2 separate regions of the Homo sapiens genome follow, and region 1 is linked to region 2. The links are chromatin loops, found by intact Hi-C in ENCODE. Cell type or tissue: heart left ventricle. All regions are shown on one strand. Links, peaks and the distances in the headings refer to the core of each region. The heading gives the core; the rest is flanking DNA.

Evidence for each region. Peaks named below come from ENCODE experiments on the same cell type or tissue, not always from the same donor. Only the 100,000 strongest peaks of a DNase experiment are listed, where the experiment ranks them.
Region 1: a loop joins it to region 2, with 2.3 times the contacts of the local background. A loop is called at or near these places in 7 of 110 quality-filtered maps.

What each region holds. Positions count from the first base shown.
Region 1 is chr12:93,183,791-93,192,432 of GRCh38, forward strand. All of the region lies in intron 3 of LOC643339 (a long non-coding RNA gene), which reads right to left. Among named protein-coding and RNA genes, the nearest start is that of LINC02412, 14 kb to the left of the region's middle. RefSeq lists an enhancer at 596-745. In heart left ventricle, for the core only: no CTCF peak of the experiment used is centred there; no DNase peak of the experiment used is centred there; H3K27ac peaks cover 1,979 bases.
Region 2 is chr12:93,230,485-93,239,126 of GRCh38, forward strand. All of the region lies in intron 2 of LOC643339 (a long non-coding RNA gene), which reads right to left. Among named protein-coding and RNA genes, the nearest start is that of LINC02412, 60 kb to the left of the region's middle. RefSeq lists a silencer at 1,455-1,655. In heart left ventricle, for the core only: no CTCF peak of the experiment used is centred there; a DNase peak (open chromatin) is centred at 4,237; H3K27ac peaks cover 287 bases.

The DNA of each region.
Region 1 (8,642 bases), core at 371-8,370, 47 kb before region 2:
TCAATATCCACCTCTTCTCCTCTAGGCCCAGAAAACAGGTTAATTTCTGATGGCTTTTAAGTGTCAGCCCTATAGGACCCATTCTCACTTGACACCAGGTATCTCCACTCCAGATGCCCTTCCCCCTACCAGGTTTTACTTGAAAAGCACAACATGAGTGGCTTGGGCCAAATGTGGCCATAGGTCCTTCAACAAATGTTGAGTGAGTGTGACCCTTGGAGCAGAAAGTTGACAGGGATCTGACACATGGCTCGTCCCCCAGAGGCTCTCACTGCTCTCTTAGCTGGAAGAACTTCAAACTCTCAGACAGTGGAAAATTCAGTCTGTTCCAAGCAGGAGACACAAATGTGCTCTTAAAATTCATACTGGCGTTTGGAACTGCCCAGGGTATTATAAATATAATCGTTCTGAAGTGTGAGTGTGTGTCAGGGAGAGAAAGAGATGGAGAGAGAGAGAGAGACAGACAGAGTGTGTGTGTGTGTGTGTGTGTGTGTGTTTGTGTGTGTGTGTGTGTGTGTGTGTGACGACAGAAAGGAAAGTGAGAGCAGACCCAGGGCCAGCAAGTATCCATGCCAAGAACACAAGGCCAAGCCCAGAGAAGAATGTCCACCAGATGCCCAGTGACTACATTTTGGATTTTCTACTGCTTCCTCCTCAGAGAAAAGGGGGGAAATAAATTAGAGAGAACGCAAAGGGAGAGAGAGAGTGAGCAAGATGGGTGGGGATGGAGAGAGAAAGGAACAGGAAGTGGGAGCCTTACTAAACATAGAGCAAGAGGCCCAGACTGAGAGAGAGAGGCTGTCAGAATGAGGAACTACTGAGAGATCACAGGCTTCTCCACCAGTTACAAGTGATTAATATCTACATTTATTGTGTTTTGAAGCCATCAAGTTCTATGTCCAAATGACCCCACCCCTCCCATAATGCAGCACCAAGACTAATCCACCATCCACAGGGCATTCTGTTTCCTGCCAAACAGATGGGGCTTATTGAGGTTGGTCTTACACAGCCTCTTCCAGGTCTTGGACACACGCTGGCCAGCCTCTGTGGCTGAGGAATAGAATAAAGTTAAGTGAACTGACCCTACACGTGGGCCCCTATGACCTTCATTGCTCTTGAACTAACTGAGCTGACCAGCCAGCCTGAAGCAACATGGCCCCAGGGCAGGGGCTCTTAACCTTTTATGCACCAGGCTTCCTTTGGCAGGCTGGTAAAGCCACAGACTCCCTTCTCAGAATAATGTTATTAGGCATAAAATGAAATACATAAAGCTACAAAGGAAATCAGTTACAACATCAAATATTTTAAAGATTACAAATACAGTAATATTTTTACTCTTTTATCAGTGCTTTAAATAATAGGATCTGGTGAGAGGTCAAATAACAACCATCATTTCAAAGAGTGATGAGAGAAGGAGTGTTTCCATTGTCTACAACAACTACCAGGTGATATGAAAAGATCTGTTATTTCTGTGGCAAGAGTCATAGGCGCTGCTAATACCAGTGCAGTTTCTTGCCTACATTCTTAATAGAAACAAAAAGCTAGATTTCAGTGAGAGGTTAGATAAAATAAAGATGCAATTTTTCCCCATCCAAATTTATGAACCAGAACAAAGGCAATAAAAGGAAGGGAGCTGCAACAACAGTAATCGTAGTGACAAAGCAACATCTGCTACAAGAACAACAGCAAAAAATGGCTGCCATCTCTGCTCTGTATCAGGCCCTGGGTTAAATGCTTTCTACTCATCTTTCTCTTTCATTCTGAGGGAGGCATCATTTTGCCCACTTTACAGATGAGGAAACTGAGGCTTTAGGACATTAGGGAACTTGTCTAGGACCATAGCCAATAAGTAGCTGTGGCAAGAATGGAAGTCAAGGCTGTCTGACACTGAAGGCCACATTCGCTGTGCACTGTGTCTTCAGAAAGAGATAGGGTGTGTGTGTGTGTGTGTGTGTGAGAGAGAGAGAGAGAGAGAGAGAGAGAGAGAAAGCTGTTTCCTTTTTCTCATTCATGCCAGAAGAATTGGACTGGTTTAAGCATCTATACTTTCACCCATCTTGACTATCCATTTCCATCTTTTTAATGTTTGCTCTTTTCAGTTCAAAGACCCTTATGCTTCATACATTCATAGCCAGTACATATATGTTGGGTACTGGCTATGTTTACTGACACCAAAAATTCAAAGATAAATATGTTCTCTGACTTTCAGGAAGCTTATAACTTATTGGAGAAAACAGATATGCAAACAGATAAATTATAATATGCAGCAATTAGAATTCAAGGTAATTTGCACAATAAGGAGAATTTATTGACTCATATAACTGAAAAGTCCAGAAGTAGACAGGCTTCAGGCACTGTTTGATTAGGTCTTCATCAGCAGTGTGCTAGGAAGTATGTCACAACTAACTGACTTTCCAGAGAAAAAAGAGCCATGAGTTTGTCTATTTCCATGGTGTAAATACTCCCACCACGACCTATTTCAAGCTACCAACATGAAGTCACTGAAGATAGAATTAGGAAGAGATGTGCGCAGTCACCCCTTGCCTGATGCAGGCTAGCTCCAGCATGCTATGACCATTCTCATTTCTTCACAGTTCTCTCAGTTTTTCCATCCTCTGTATGCTGGTTTTGTCCTGATGATGCAACCAGCAGCTGGGACTGTACACTTTCCTTCTAGTGTCTAGCAAGCTTCTCTTCTACTAATCACCAAAAAAAAATTCCTGAGCTCTTCTGAAAGAATCGCTGTATCCAAGGAATATCACCCAGCTGGCTTAGCCTTGGGTGGCATATTAAAATAAGCAATAGCTACCTTCTCTCAAGGCTCTTCATTTCACCTATCAAGTACTCCTTGTTGGACAAAGCTACGGTCTGAATGTTCTTGTCCCTTCAAAATTCATATGTTGGAACCTAATACTTAAAGTGATGGTATTAAGAGGTGGGGGTCTTTGAGGAAGTGATTAAGTCATGAGGGCTCCACCCTCATGAATGAGATTACTGCCCTCATAAAAGAGGTTGAAGGGAGTGTCCTTGTCCCTTCCACCATGTGAGGTCATAGCAAGAAGGTGCCGTATAAGGAATGGGCCCTTACTAGGTGCCTTAATTTTGGACTTCCCAGTCTCCAGAACTGTGAGCAATAAATTTCTATTGTTTATGAATTACCCAGCCTAAGGTATTTGGGTATAGCTGCCTGAATGGACTAAGACAGGCAGAATTAGCACCAAAAACCTATCCTCTAGAAGGTGGAATTATCAGCAAGACAAGAAAATGATATTCTTGTTTACCCATTTTAGTGCCTGTGTCAACCAGATGTTCCCTTCAGAACTGAGACCCTCATTTTCCCACTCTGGAAGTATTGATGGCTGATGGCTCACAGCTGAGTTCCTCCCAAAGCATTGCTCTGACCAAAAGGAGCTGCCAGACTCGAGGATATTGTCCCCCTTAAGAGGACACTGCCTCTAATGGCTGATCAATGAGTGAGTATAAAAGCCTGAGGTCACCTCAATTCAGGCATGTCTGAAGGATCATCCTGGCTCCAGCGCTTCCAAAGGGGAATCAGATAAAGCCTCTGTTGAAATCATATACTGGGTCAATTTCTCCCTCTGTGCCATCATCCTTCCCTCTCTTGCCTACATCATTCCTATGTGTCCTCCCCACTAAACCTCCTGCATGCAATCTCAGTGTCGGTTTCCATGAAACTGAATATTCAATGCCTATCTCTAAACAAGTCACCAGATGTTCTAGACAAATCAGGGCCCATCCTGGAGCTGGGAGTGGAATCAGTCCCACCCACATCCCATGGCTGCCCCACGGTGGGAGAGGGTTGGGATGTATCTTGAGAAATAACTGCACTGTCTGCTACATAATAAGGCATACTGGGTGATGTAAAAGACGTATGAACAATATCACAGTCCAATGGCTGAGCCATTATAGGCATAGAGAAAGAAAAAAGCAGGCCCTGACATCCAGAAATAGTCACCGGTAGACCTCAATATTATTACAAGCTGATCTGACACTCACAGCCAGGCTATAGTTCTCCTGTTGGACATAGACAATCTCACAGAACACCAACCTCAGACAAGCTTATTCTGAACCACGATAAAATGAAACAAAACAAGGTCACTACCTAATTTTGTCCATGCACAAAAACAAGGTCACTCTGCCCCCTGTAATGCACTCAATCATAGAATTGCCTGGATTTCTGATGGTATCTGACCTAGAGCAAATCTTTAATTTCTTAAGCCCTCCACAAATCACCCAACCAAAGTCCAAATCTTCTAGTAGTTTCTTTCTAACACAGTTGCTAAGATAGTGTCCTTAAAGTATGTTCTCCCTAAATCAATGAGTAGTAAGCCCAGCTTGTTTAATTATCAGTGTGTTCCTGGTGGTCTTTGGCTGGAGGGCATTGGTAGCCTTCAATCAGTGTTTGTATGGTGAATAACTGGGTGTGTAAATGGCTATGTTGCCCCTCTTTCAAGAAAGGCTTAACAGAAGACCTTTGAGCTGGTTCTTAAAGGAAGATTGAGCTTTTCCAAGCAAAGCAGGGTCAGAGAGAAGTCATTCCAAGCAAAGGAAGCAAGATGTGCAAAGGTTGGCATCACTGAAATGAAGGATGAAGAGTCCATATGGGTGGGGTGTTGGGTGGACCGGAAGGGTGCTAGGACCAAATGTGGATATCCTTGTAAGTCACAACTAATCTTTTAGGCAAAGAGGACAGAGAAGCAGGAGAGAGACAGAGAGCTCGAAATTTGAAATCTGATTGCAGAGAGTATTACTGGAGTAGCCATAACTATTTTTCCTCCAACCCTTTCTTTCTTTTTTGGAGAGAAGGAGAAGACATTTGCTTTGGTTGAAGCAAAATTGCATATTTTGAGTTTTCTCAGTTTTCCCAACCTGACATTTAAGGCGCACACCTAACAACACTGAGCCCTTAATTCCCTGGATATTGTGAATGCTTCGAAGACATCATGGCCTTCTCTCAAAGGTTTGATAACTTGCACTTCACTATATAATTCCTCTTGCTTGTCAGAAGTGCAATTCAGCTGGTCACTTCCTCTGTTATTTATAATTAAATGACTTACCATACATTCCTTAAAAGAGACTTCCAGATGCCCTGATAGAAAATGCCAATGTCTTCCCACTTCCTTGTGTGTGTCCACCTTTGACTCTCCATTCGTGGCGCCCCCAAGATGACCTTCATCGTCTAGGGGTCTTATCTCTAGGACCTCCCAGGCCGTACGATTCCTGCAGTCCCTCCGTCTGTGTTTAAGTCTTGCTTGTGCTCCACAAAATCCTTCTGCCTTAACAGCCCTACAGCTGCACGGCCTCCTCTTCTGTTCCCTTCTGTCTGTCTTGCCCTGCCCTGCCACTGAGCACTCAGATTTTATAACATCTTGCCTTGCCAACTGGTTTTGTGAGTATCATATAAGTATCTGTTAATTATAGATCTTTTACAAATAACATATACCTGATACAGCTGAAGGAGACTGAAATGTCCCCACTCTTACAAATCCATGTTAGTGCTGCCCTAGACTACCCTTAAAAAGAATTTTGTGTATATTTGTGAAATCCACATTTTCTACTTTTACTCTCTCTATATATATCTCAATAACCTATGTATTACTTTGTGCTTTTAAACATAAAGATAATCATAGTGTTGTATCATTTTATTCTATGCTTTTTATACTCACAATTATGTTTTAAGATTCAGTTTTGTTAATATATGCAAAGCTTTTAGAACAGTGCCTGTAAACACCATATAAGTATTAGCTACTATTATTTTCAGTATTATTATTATTGTTATTTTGAGGCAGCATCTCATTCTGTCACCCAGGCTGAGTGCAGTGGCATGATCACAGCTCACTACGCCTCAACCTCCCAGGGTCAAGTGATCTTCCAACCTCAGCCTCCTGAGTAGCTGGGACTAACTACAGGCATGCACCCCATGTCCAGCTAATTTTTGTATTTTTGGTAGAGATGAGATCTCACCATGTTGCACAGGCTGGTCTCAAACTCCTGGGCTCAAGCAATCTGCTTGCTTCAGCCTCCCAAAGTGCTGGGATTACAGGTGTGAACCACCACACCCAGCCTATTATTTTCAATATTATTAATAAATGTATTTACATCATTCCTTGTAATTATAGTAAGCTAACATTGATCATACAACATTTTATTTATCCCATTCCTCTCTTGATGTGTTGGGACTTAGAAAACGACACCCCAGAGTGAAGGCCTCTGAAGCAAAGTCTCTCTCTGACCTTCTCCTACTCTCCTGTCTCTTGCCCCTCATTCTTCCCTAAGGCAAGCCATAGAAAATGTGATTCCTCTTCCCCAAGGCAGATCTTAGAAACCAAAACAGATTTTACATGAAGCCAGTCATAAAACCTAAAAATATTACTGTAATCTTCCCCTGCCTTTCTGTGTAAGAACTGGCTGCAAAGAAATTAAGACCCTCGTCCCAGAGGGTTCCTATTCCATACCTGGGAGAAAGAAATGCTGCACAGAGAGGCCAAGAAGAAGCTGAGCTGACGGGGCTTGATAGGTATCGCGACTCGGTCTATTTCCATTAGATTATTCCTGTTTCCCCCAATTGTAGTTCTACATGGCTGTACATTCTTCATTGAACCTAAGCATAAAAAAAGGGATCAATTTTTCCTGGATCTTTGGTCTCCATTCTGAAGACTCTCATGTCTCATAAAACTGTGATCAAATAAATGTATTATGCTTTTCTCTTGTTAGCTTGTCTTTGTTATAGGGGTGTTGGCCATGACCCTTATGACAGGGAGGAAAGGGATCACCTTCTTTCTGCCCCTAAGGTACATATTTAGGTTGTTTCCAATTTTTCACAATTAATTATCAGCAGTATCCCAAAGAATATCCTTAAATATGCCATGTTCATATGTTCAAGAGTTGGTATTTGCTTAAAAGTGGACTTGCTGGGCTGTAAGGAGAATGTATTTTAGGTTTTGCTAGCTATTGTCAAATTGTTTCCCAAAATGTCTGTACCCTCAGCAGTGTATGAGAATTCTTATTTTTCTATCTTTGCCAACCACCACTGATTTTTTCAAAAGTTTGTGAGTACAAAGTAATAATCTTGTTTTAACTTGCATTCTTCTTTTCATTAATACGTGATATTTGTACATTTTTTTTCTCTCCATTTATTGGCCATTATGCACTGGGCCTTAACCTTTGCTGGGGTCTTAGACGCCTTTGAGAATTTACTTCAGAAAAATACACACATATATATATATACACACATACACTTTATAAACACATTGAGGGGCTTCACAGAGTCCCTGAAGACCCATCCACAAAGCCCCTTCAGAGCAGAGACTCTCGAGCTTTTAGTAGATATGAGAACCTTCTGGGAAGTTTTTAAAAATGCAGATTCCTAGGACCCATCTTTGAGGATCCTGACTCAGAGGGCCCTAGCTAGGAACTGAAGGGCTGGTGCAGGTGATTAAAAAAAGAAAGAAAGAAAGAAAGAAAGACAACCAAGACTATACTTTCAGGGGCCATTTCTGTAGTTCGTTAAGAAAGACAATCTTGAGTTTCTGGATTCCCAGTAAGAACTCCTATTTCTGCTTTCCAAAACGTTCCCTTCTCCTACAGCTATGAAGCAAAGGATAAAGTCACCAAGTTTAATGTACTAAAGCTGTAACTTGCCTTTAAATTGATGCTGTAGCTACTTTTAAATCCATGGTTACTTCTGCAGATATACCTTGTGCCTCTCTCCTCCTTAGCTGGAAAGGTCGGTGAGGGAATGAATAAATAGGGTGACATGTGAGACAAAGAAAAACACAAGGAAAGGAAAAAAAATTAGGAAATTCGAAGCTATTCAGAAAATGCTACATAAAAAGCATCATCCTACTAAATATGAACAGCTTGTGTTTGGAATGGTTTGTGTTTCTAATTTTATTTCATGAGCAAGCTCATTTTTTTTTCTCTGCCAGATACTTCAAAGATTCTCTTGCAAAAAGAAGGAAATAAATTTATTTTCCTCTTGGATCCAAATTCACATAAATGATTCTGTTGTAAGATGAAGAAAATTGATTGCTTCAATGGCAAATAAGATACTTTTTTAATTTAAAAATTTAGTACTAAGGAAATCATGTGCCAGGGAATTCTCAAAACATTTTGAGAGAGGTTGAGAATCCCGGTATGATGAGATGATGATGTTACTCATGCACATATTCCCCCGCTTTCTTTTTCAAGCCTGCAAGTGTCAAGACAGAGTTAATCCTTATTTTTGACTCAGTCACACGCAAATGCGTTCTTCTCTGAGCTGGTCAGTGGCCAGTATCCTCTTGAACCTTTGGTGGAATTCAGGTCCGTGAATGATGCCAGGAACAAGAATTAGGATCTGATTCTAGGACTTTATAATGACTCACTCGGTACCTTTGTCCAGTAACAATAGAAAAATGACTCGGTTGCTCTATCCATGAAACTAGGGCAGTGATGCTGGCTGCCTGCCTCACACAGGGTTGAGGGGAAACCAGGCTTACAAAATGACAGAGGTCTCCGGAGCACGGGCATCACATGGGAGGAGGTGGGGGTATCTTCACAGAGCCAGAAGACAACAGAGGGGGCAACCTGACACAGAACCAAAGGAGGTCCTTGAACCCTGCCACACCAGCCTGGGTGGA
Region 2 (8,642 bases), core at 472-8,471:
CTCTTTTGTGATAATCACGTAGAAGTATGTCTGTATGTGATTATCATAAAAGGAAAGCCTAAGTAGTAAAGAATATCAACAAATAGCAGATTGCTTTAATATTTTAGTCTACTTAAGTAAACAAGGATTTTTCCTACCCCTCTGGCTCTTTAAACTTATAAGCTTACATGTTGATATGCCTCAGAAAATTTTATCTTCTCAACCTCTTGGGTTAAGAGAGGCCTAGTGAGGACAACATGGGCGGTCGACACGCTTGCCCAGGATGAAGCAGTCAGCTAGTTGATACCATGTGAAACCATGGGACCCCGTGTTAACAAATCTAATTTTCAAAGAGAAATGAGAAATTTTTATTTTTATGTGAAATATCCTGTTTTTAAATGTTGGGGCCAGGTGCGGTGGCTCACGCCTGTAATCCCAGCACTTTGGGAGGCTGAGGTGGGCAGAGCACTTGAGGTCAGGGGCTCGAGACCAGCCTGGCCAACATGGTGAAACCCCATCTCTACTAAAAATACAAAAATTAGCCGGATGGCTGGGCACGGTGGCTCATGACTGTAATCCCAGCACTTTGGGAGGCCGAGGCATGTGGATCACCTGAGGTGGGGAGTTCAAGACCAGCCTGATCAATATGGTGAAACCCCGTCTCTACTAAAAATACAAAAATTAGCTGGGTGAGGTGGTGTGCGCCTGTAGTCCCAGGCACTCAGGAGGCTGAGACAGGAGAATTGCTTGAACGCGGGAGGCAGAGGTTGCACTGAGCCGAGATCACTCCACTGCACTCCAGCCTGGGTGACAGAGCAAGACTCCATCTCAAAAAAAAAAAAAAAAATTAGCCAGGCATGGTGGCACATGCCTGTGGTCCCAGCTACTTGGGAAGCTGAGGCAGAAGAACCACTTGAACCCGGGAAGCAGAGGTTGCAGTGAGCCAAGATCATGCCACTGCACTCCAGCCTGGGTGACAGAGCGAGACTCCATCTCTAAATAAATAAATAAATAAGTGTTGGAAATTTATTCAAAATAATTTCAAACACTGTGAAAGACAATGTGTCCACAGGCAGCCCCATTTGTGATCTCTTCCCCCAGAAGCATACTAGATAAAACTTCACAACGATTACTCCTCAGAGCCTCCCTAACTTTACCCCATTCTCACCTTCCCTCCCTCACCCTCACGTCAACTGCTCTCCACTTTGAGTTACTAACGCAATTGATATGTGCCTCTGTTACACTGCTTATGACATTATATGGTAGTTATGTTGTTGCTGTTTGCTGTTGTTTTCTTTTAACATATCCATCAGCTCTGCTAAAAAATAATTAATAATTCAATGTGGAATCCTGAGGTTGGGGCTGTCATAGTTTGAGGAAATCAGTTTGAATCCCAGCCCTGATGAGACAACTTTGGGTGGGTTTTCACATCTAAAATGTGAGTGAATTATAATAATGGATAACATGGTTGTTGCATTGTCAGCCTTGCAGGAGAAGCCATCACCTCGAATTCACATGTGCAGGGGACACTGCAATAGAACTTTCTTTGCCTTGATGTAAACTGATGTCAATTGGACAGATGTTTCTTGGATACCATCTATTCCCTTTTGCTGCAGCCTCTTAATGGCCCTCTCAAGCTTCTCAAACTAGGCATGTTCCATATGCTGGGAAAAGTCATGCTCTGTTTGACAGTCACCTTCCGAGGGCCTCTGATAGCAGAACTCGGTGAGGATTATGGAGATAGATTGATGGGGAGATCAGCCATCTTGCTGCCACACACACCTTGACAGAGAGATTTACTGCCTCTCCAATATCGCTTCCGAATCAACTTTTTTTTTTTTTTTTTAATGGGTTCTCACTCTGTCGCCCAGGCTGGAGTGCAGTGGCACAAACATGGCTTACTGCAGCCTCAGCCTCCTGGGCTCAAGGAATCCTCCCACTTCAGCCTCCCAAGTAGCTGGGACTACAGGCATATGCCACCACACCCAGCTAATTTTTGTATTTTTTGTAGAGACAGGGTTTCACCATGTTGCCCAGGGTGGTCTCAAACTCCTTGGCTCAAGTAATCCACCAGCCTCAGCCTCCCAAAGTACTGAGATTACAGGCCTGAGCCACTGCACCCAGCCCAAATCAATTTTTGCTGTTCATTCCCAAGAGGAGAAAACATTAAAAGGTTTTCCTTTTTTCCATTTTTCCTTTCTTTTCCCCTCAACCTCCCTTCTTCACCCTTATACCATCCTCCTTCCTTCTGGCACTGGTTCCCCCTCAAGCAAAAAGATAACGTGTACCTCCAGGATTCTTGATAATCAAACACCATATGATTTCTATCAGCTGAATGCCTGGCAAAGCAATACTTCCCTCATCAAAAATTAAAACTGGAGTGGCATTTACTTTCCTCCAATATCACCTAAGAAGTTATAGTAGGACACGAAGCCAGAAACTTCTCAATCTCAGCTTTTAGTTGAGATTATTTTGCCCATTGGATTATGGAGCTCTTTCAATGGTGAAGTTAGTAAATTTAAATTATCGGGAAATTAACCTTTAACCCCATTGAAATGGTCAGAGTAATTCTCAATCTACAGAAGGAAAAAACAAAACATGGCAACTGAGTGATTTGTTCTATTACAAATCCTGTACAAGGAATAATTTGGAAACTGGGTGGCTTGTTCCAACTGACTATAAAAGTTGAGCAAATAGTCAAAATGCCTATTATGCTAATTTTTCTTTTTTTCTGGATTCTATGCATAAGGCCAGTGTGAACTTAAAGCTCTAGTTCTTTCATGCCTGTAATAAACCAAAAGTTTCTGCTCAGAGCAGAGTACAGAATTAGAATTGCCCATTTGTCCTTTTTTACTATTCTTTTAAGACTTTTGCAGGTTCACAAATGATATAACAGGACACTCATGAACGCTGAGCTACAGCAACAGAGACACATGTGTATCTGTAGTCAGACCTTCCCACAAGGCTTCAGGAAGAAACCTTGAGTGCAGACTGATTTTTTTAAATTAAGATTATGGGTAGTAGGCCAGGCGTGGTGGCTCACGCCTGTAATCCCAGCACTTTGGGAGGCCAAGGTGGGTGGATCACAAGGTCAGGAGTTTGAGACCAGCCTGATCAATGTGGTGAAATCCCATCTCTACTAAAAATACACACAAAAAAAATTAGTTGGGTAGCGCGCACCTGTAATCCCAGCTACTCAGGAGGCTGAGGCAGGAGAATTGCTTCAACCCGGGAGGCAGAGGGTGCAGTGAGCCAAGATTGCGCCACTGCACTCCAGCCTGGGGCAACAGAGCAAGACTCTGTCTCAAAAAAAAAAAAAAAAAAAAAATTATGGGTAGTGGGTGGAATATTGAGAGTTTATATGAGCCAGGCACTTTCTAGATGCTTTATAAGGTCCCATCATCTTCACAACAACTCCAAAAGGTAAATACTAGCATTATTTGCATTTTGCCAGTAAAGAAAATGAGGCATAGGGAGGCTGAAAGGCCCCTCTACTATGTGTCTGAATTGGAACCAGGAAGGCCCATTTCAAAGCCCACAATCTTGAACACTCCGCAGGCTAAAGCCTCAGAACCATGTCTTTCTCTCAATCTGGTTGGTTAGTGATGCAAGAAAATGGATAGTCACATATACCTTTGTGTCATTTATATTCCTTTTGTGGAGAAATATGCTTGCATTTATTTATGACAAAAATCTGGCTGGGTGCGGTGGCTCACGTCTGTAATCCCAACATTTTGGGAGGCTGAGGTGGGCAGATCACCTGAGGTCAGAAGATCAAGATCAGCCTGGTCAACATGGTGAAACCCCATCTTACTAAAAATACAAAAATTAGCCAGGCATGATGGAACATGCCTGTAATCCCAGCTACTCAGGAGGCTGATACAGGAGAATTGCTTAAACCAGGGAGGCAGAGGTTGCAGTGAGCCAAGATTGCACCACTGGCTCTCCAGCCTGGGCAATGGAGTGAGACTCTGTCTCAAAAAAATAAATAAATAAACATAAAATAAAGTAAAATAAATAAATAAATAAAAATTAAAAAATCTAGAGTGGCTAACCTAGATGGAAGTTTGCCTGTGGACACACGAAAGGGGGCTGGCCACTCCATGGTTTTAGGCAGGTTTCTCTAAGGGGACAAGGTTTGAGAAAAGCTCTCAACAAAGAGAAGGATGGGGGTTGGCAGATGTGGAAAAAGAGCTTCCTCTTGCCTGTTCCTGGCACCTCGGCCCCAACCCAGATGTAGAGAGCTTGACTTCAGAGACTGCTGCCAACCAGGCAGGAATGGGGCCAGGGGTGACAGCTGGCTTGGGAAAGGTGGAGGCTGCCCAAACTTTAGGAAAACTCTTTATCTTGGCAATGGCAGGTCTTCCCATTCATCATGGAAAGGTAAATATAGGAAGCCATGAGATAACCATCTGCTAATGAGGGTTTACTTTACTAAGGCAGTTCTTACTTACAGATCAATCCCTGGCAAGTAGTTGGTATTTCCCATTGTTAGGGAAAATAGATTTGTCCTCCAAGATACTCTCAATACTTCAAATCTGACACTAAATAAAAGAACAAACAGTGTTTTCTATGCTCACACTCAGCACAGAACACTTCTGTGACCAGATGTGTGGCCTGTTCCCATGCCAGACAATTCTCCAATTCCCACGCCAGACAATTGTAGGACAACTGGGTGTCCTACAATTTAATTCAATTCAGACACTATGTACCTGGAAGTAGCGTCAGATCCCACAGGTTCAGGGCTCAGTACCACAAGACTTCTCCCCACCTCTCCCCCACACTTCAGACACCAATCATGAGCCCAAGTTGTCACTGGTGCCTCTGACTGATTGGCTGTAAATCAGAGCTTCCCAGAACCCATCTCAGGTTCCATCGTTTCCTAGAATGGCTCACAGAACTCAGAAAAACATTTTGCTTACTAGACTACCAGTTTATTACAAAGGGTACTGATAGGGACAGGAGGCAGAGAAATTCTAGGCAGAAAAGGGCAGGGTCCCTGGTGAAGCCCCACCTTCAAGCATGGAACCATAACCTAAAGTGAAAACGTGCATTCCTGCTTTCCCGCTCAAATGTTGCCTTTTCCAAAACCACACACGGCCCTCTCCACCCCCCATCCTGTACCCATAAAAACCCCTAACCCAACTGGTGGAGGGCAGAGAAGGGGAGAAGAGAAGAAGCAGATGGACGTCAGAGACTGCGGTTGCACATCAGAGAGAAGCAGCTTGACTTTAGAGGGACAGCTTGACGGTGTTGCTTCAGAGAGGAGTCCAGCTGGGTATGGCTGTACTCCAGGGGAAGATCACCTTCCTGCTCCATCCCCCTTCCAGCTTCCCTTCCCACTGAGAACCACTTTCATTGGCAATAAAATCCTCCACATTCACCACCCTTCAATTCGTTCATGCAACCTGAGTTTTCCTGGACACCAAACAAGAGCTTGGGTGCCACAAGTGCAGACACTAAAGGCTGTTATGCTGATCCTCTGCCCTCATGAATAGGTAGAGGGCCCACTGAACTGTTTAACACTTAAGGCATCTGTGGACAGCAATGCTAAAAGACCACTGTAACACACGCCCTCTGGGGCTTCATGGGTCACAGGGACCACACCCCCTCTCCGCCCAGATGCTGTCACAGGGCCTCACAGAGTTTTGCTCCTGCTGGCGCCCAAAAACGCTTACTCCAGCTCCTGCACCCGCTCACCTGCATGCTCCCCCTCCCTCAAGGGGTTAAGAGCTGCAGGCTGAGTAAGGGAAGCACCCCATCACAAGGGTCAAGGGAAATTTCTTGTCTCAGTACAACTCAGAAACAGCCAGATGGAACAGATATGTTGCCCTTGCATATGGGAAGATACTGGACACAGGGTGCAGAGCTTCCTTGCCCTCTCCAGGTATGCCACCCACCAGGCACCTCCGCAAGGTCAGCAACCCACAAACTCTCTGAGCCCATCCTTCTGAGTTTTTAAGGAAGCTTCATTACTGCATAGGCATGATCGATTACATCACTTGCCATCAGTGATCAACCCCCTCAGCCTTCAGCCCCTCTCCCCTTACCTGGAGGTAAGAGTTGAGTGGTGGGGCTGAAAGTCCCAACCCTCTAATCACATGATTGTTTCCCCTGGCAACCAGCCACCCTACCTCCACCCCACCCTGCTTGTCCAGAGGCCATCCAGAAGCCCCCAGCCTTCAGTCATCTCATTAACATACAAAAAGACACTTATCACTAAGGAAATTCCAGGATATTTAGTTAGTTAGTTAGTTAGTTTTTGAGACAGAGTCTCACTATGTTGCCCAGGCTGGAGTGCAGTGGCATAATCTCGGCTCACTGCAACCTCCATCTCCTGGGTTCAATCGATTCTCCTGCCTCAGCCTCCCAAGTAGCTGGGATTACAGGTGTGCACCACCATGCCCAACTAATTTTTGTATTTTTAGTAGAGACAGGGTTTCACCATGTTGGCCAGGCTGGTCTCAAACTCCTCAAGTGATCTGCCCACCACGGTCTCCCAAAGTGCTGGGATTACAGGCATGAGCCACCACACCCAGCCAATTCCAGGGGTTTTAAGAGCTGTCTGCCAGGAAATGGAGGCAGTGACCAAATATATTTTTGTTACTATATCACACCATGTACATTTTTAAAGGCCTGAGTGTCATTTCTAAAGAAAGGAGGGGGTAGTAGGGGCTGTCAGAAGTGGGTGCAACATTCTAAACACAGTTGCCCTCACTGGCATTATAAATCATTGCTGTTCATTTTTAAATAACTGTGCACAAGAAAAAAAAACAGCTTTAGAAACCTTTACAAATTTAGGTAAACTTGTCTGGAGTTTTTGGTTGTTTCGTTTGTGAAAAGCTGTTTTCACAATCCCAAGCATTGATAAATGAAAGCTACAGCATGCCTGCATAACCCAGGAAGGCTCTGGACAGATGACCTAGCTGAGAATGAGCCAGCACTTGTATCCACAGTTTCTACCTTCTAAAGATAGAAATAACTGGGCACGGGGCAGGGAAGGGTGTCCCACAGGGACATTTTGACCAATGCTAAAGAAATAAAGAGGACAGGAGCCCCCACCACAAGTTCAGCCAGATTCAGCCAGATGAGAATGGTAAGTGGGACTTCAGGGGAGCCAGAGCCAACAAGAGAGAAGTCCTCGGTCATGAGGGCATGAAATCAGAGGGACACCTTAGGGTGGCCTATTGGCCAGCTTTCAGTGTCCCATTGAAAAAGCATGGGTTGTTCCAAGCCACTGAGCAGCTGCCCTAGGGAGCATTCAGATACTTGCCCAATAGTCCACAGGGTGACCCACATTTTTGTTGCTGTTGTTGTTCTTTCAAGAGGATTGAGCAAGGCAGTCGACTGACAACTTGAAACCCAGCCCAGCTCACTGGCCTCATGGGGGTAGACCAGCCTGCTTTGTGTAGTACATCCAACTCTAAACTAGATTTCCTTGCTTCCTACTGGGCCAGTCCAATGTGATGCCCATGTCTTACAGTCTTCCAATAGTTTTAAAAAAAAGAAAATGGAAACAAAGGAAGGAAGGAGGGAAGGAAGGAGAGAAAGAAAGGATGGACAGACAAGCTGGATTTCTGCACCTAAGTATTCCAGTTAGGAGACAGGCCAAAGGCTGGGCTTACTTTACCCTCAAGACAATCTGTAATTGCCCAAGGGGTTCAGCTTACCCACTGCCTGGACAGAGTTAATTTCTCAAGACAGGGGGATTGCAATAGAGAAAGAGTAATCCATGTAGAGCCAGCTGTGTAGACTGGAGTTTTATTATTACCCAAATCAGTCTCCCTGAGCATTCAGGGAGCAGAGCTTTTAAGGGCAACTTGGTGGGTGGGGGGTAAGGCAGTGAGCCAGGAGTGCTGATTGGTCAGGGATGAAATCATAGAGAGCAGAAACTGGCTTCTTGGCTGGGCACGGTGACTCACGCCTATAATCCCAGCACTTTGGGAGGCTGAGACAGGTGGATCATTTGAGGTTAGGAGTTCGAGACCAGCCTGGCCAACATGGCAAAACCCCATCTCTACTAAAAATATAAAAATTAGCCAGGCATGGTGGTGCGCACCTGTAATCCCAGCTACTGGGGAGGCTGAGACAGGAGAATCACTTGAACCCAGGAGGCAGAGATTGCAGTGAGTTGAGATTGCACCACTGTACTCCAGCGTAGGTGACAGGGCGAGATTCTGTGTCAAAAAAAAAAAGAAGAAGCCAGCTTCTTGCACTGAGTCAGTTCCTGGGTGGGGGCCACAAGATCAGATGAGCCAGTTTATCAATCTGGCTGGTGACAGCTGATCCATCAAGTGCAGGGCCTACAAAATATCTCAAGCACTGATCTTAAGAGCAGTTTAGGAAGAATCAGAATATTGTATCCTCCAGCTGCATAACTCCTAAACCATAATTTCTAATCTTGTCGCTAATGTTAGTCCTGCAGAGACAACCTAGTCTCCAGGCAAGAAGGAGGTATGCTTTGGGGAAGGGCTGTTGTCATCTTTGTTTTAAACTATAAATTATAAACTAAGTTTCTCCCAAAGTTAGTTCAGCCTACGCCCAGGAATGAACAAGGACAGTTTGGAGGTTAGAAGCAAGATGGAGTCAGTTAAGTTAGATCTCTTTCACTGTCTCAGTCAAAATTTTGTAAAGGCGGTTTCAAATCCTATGAAGGAAATACT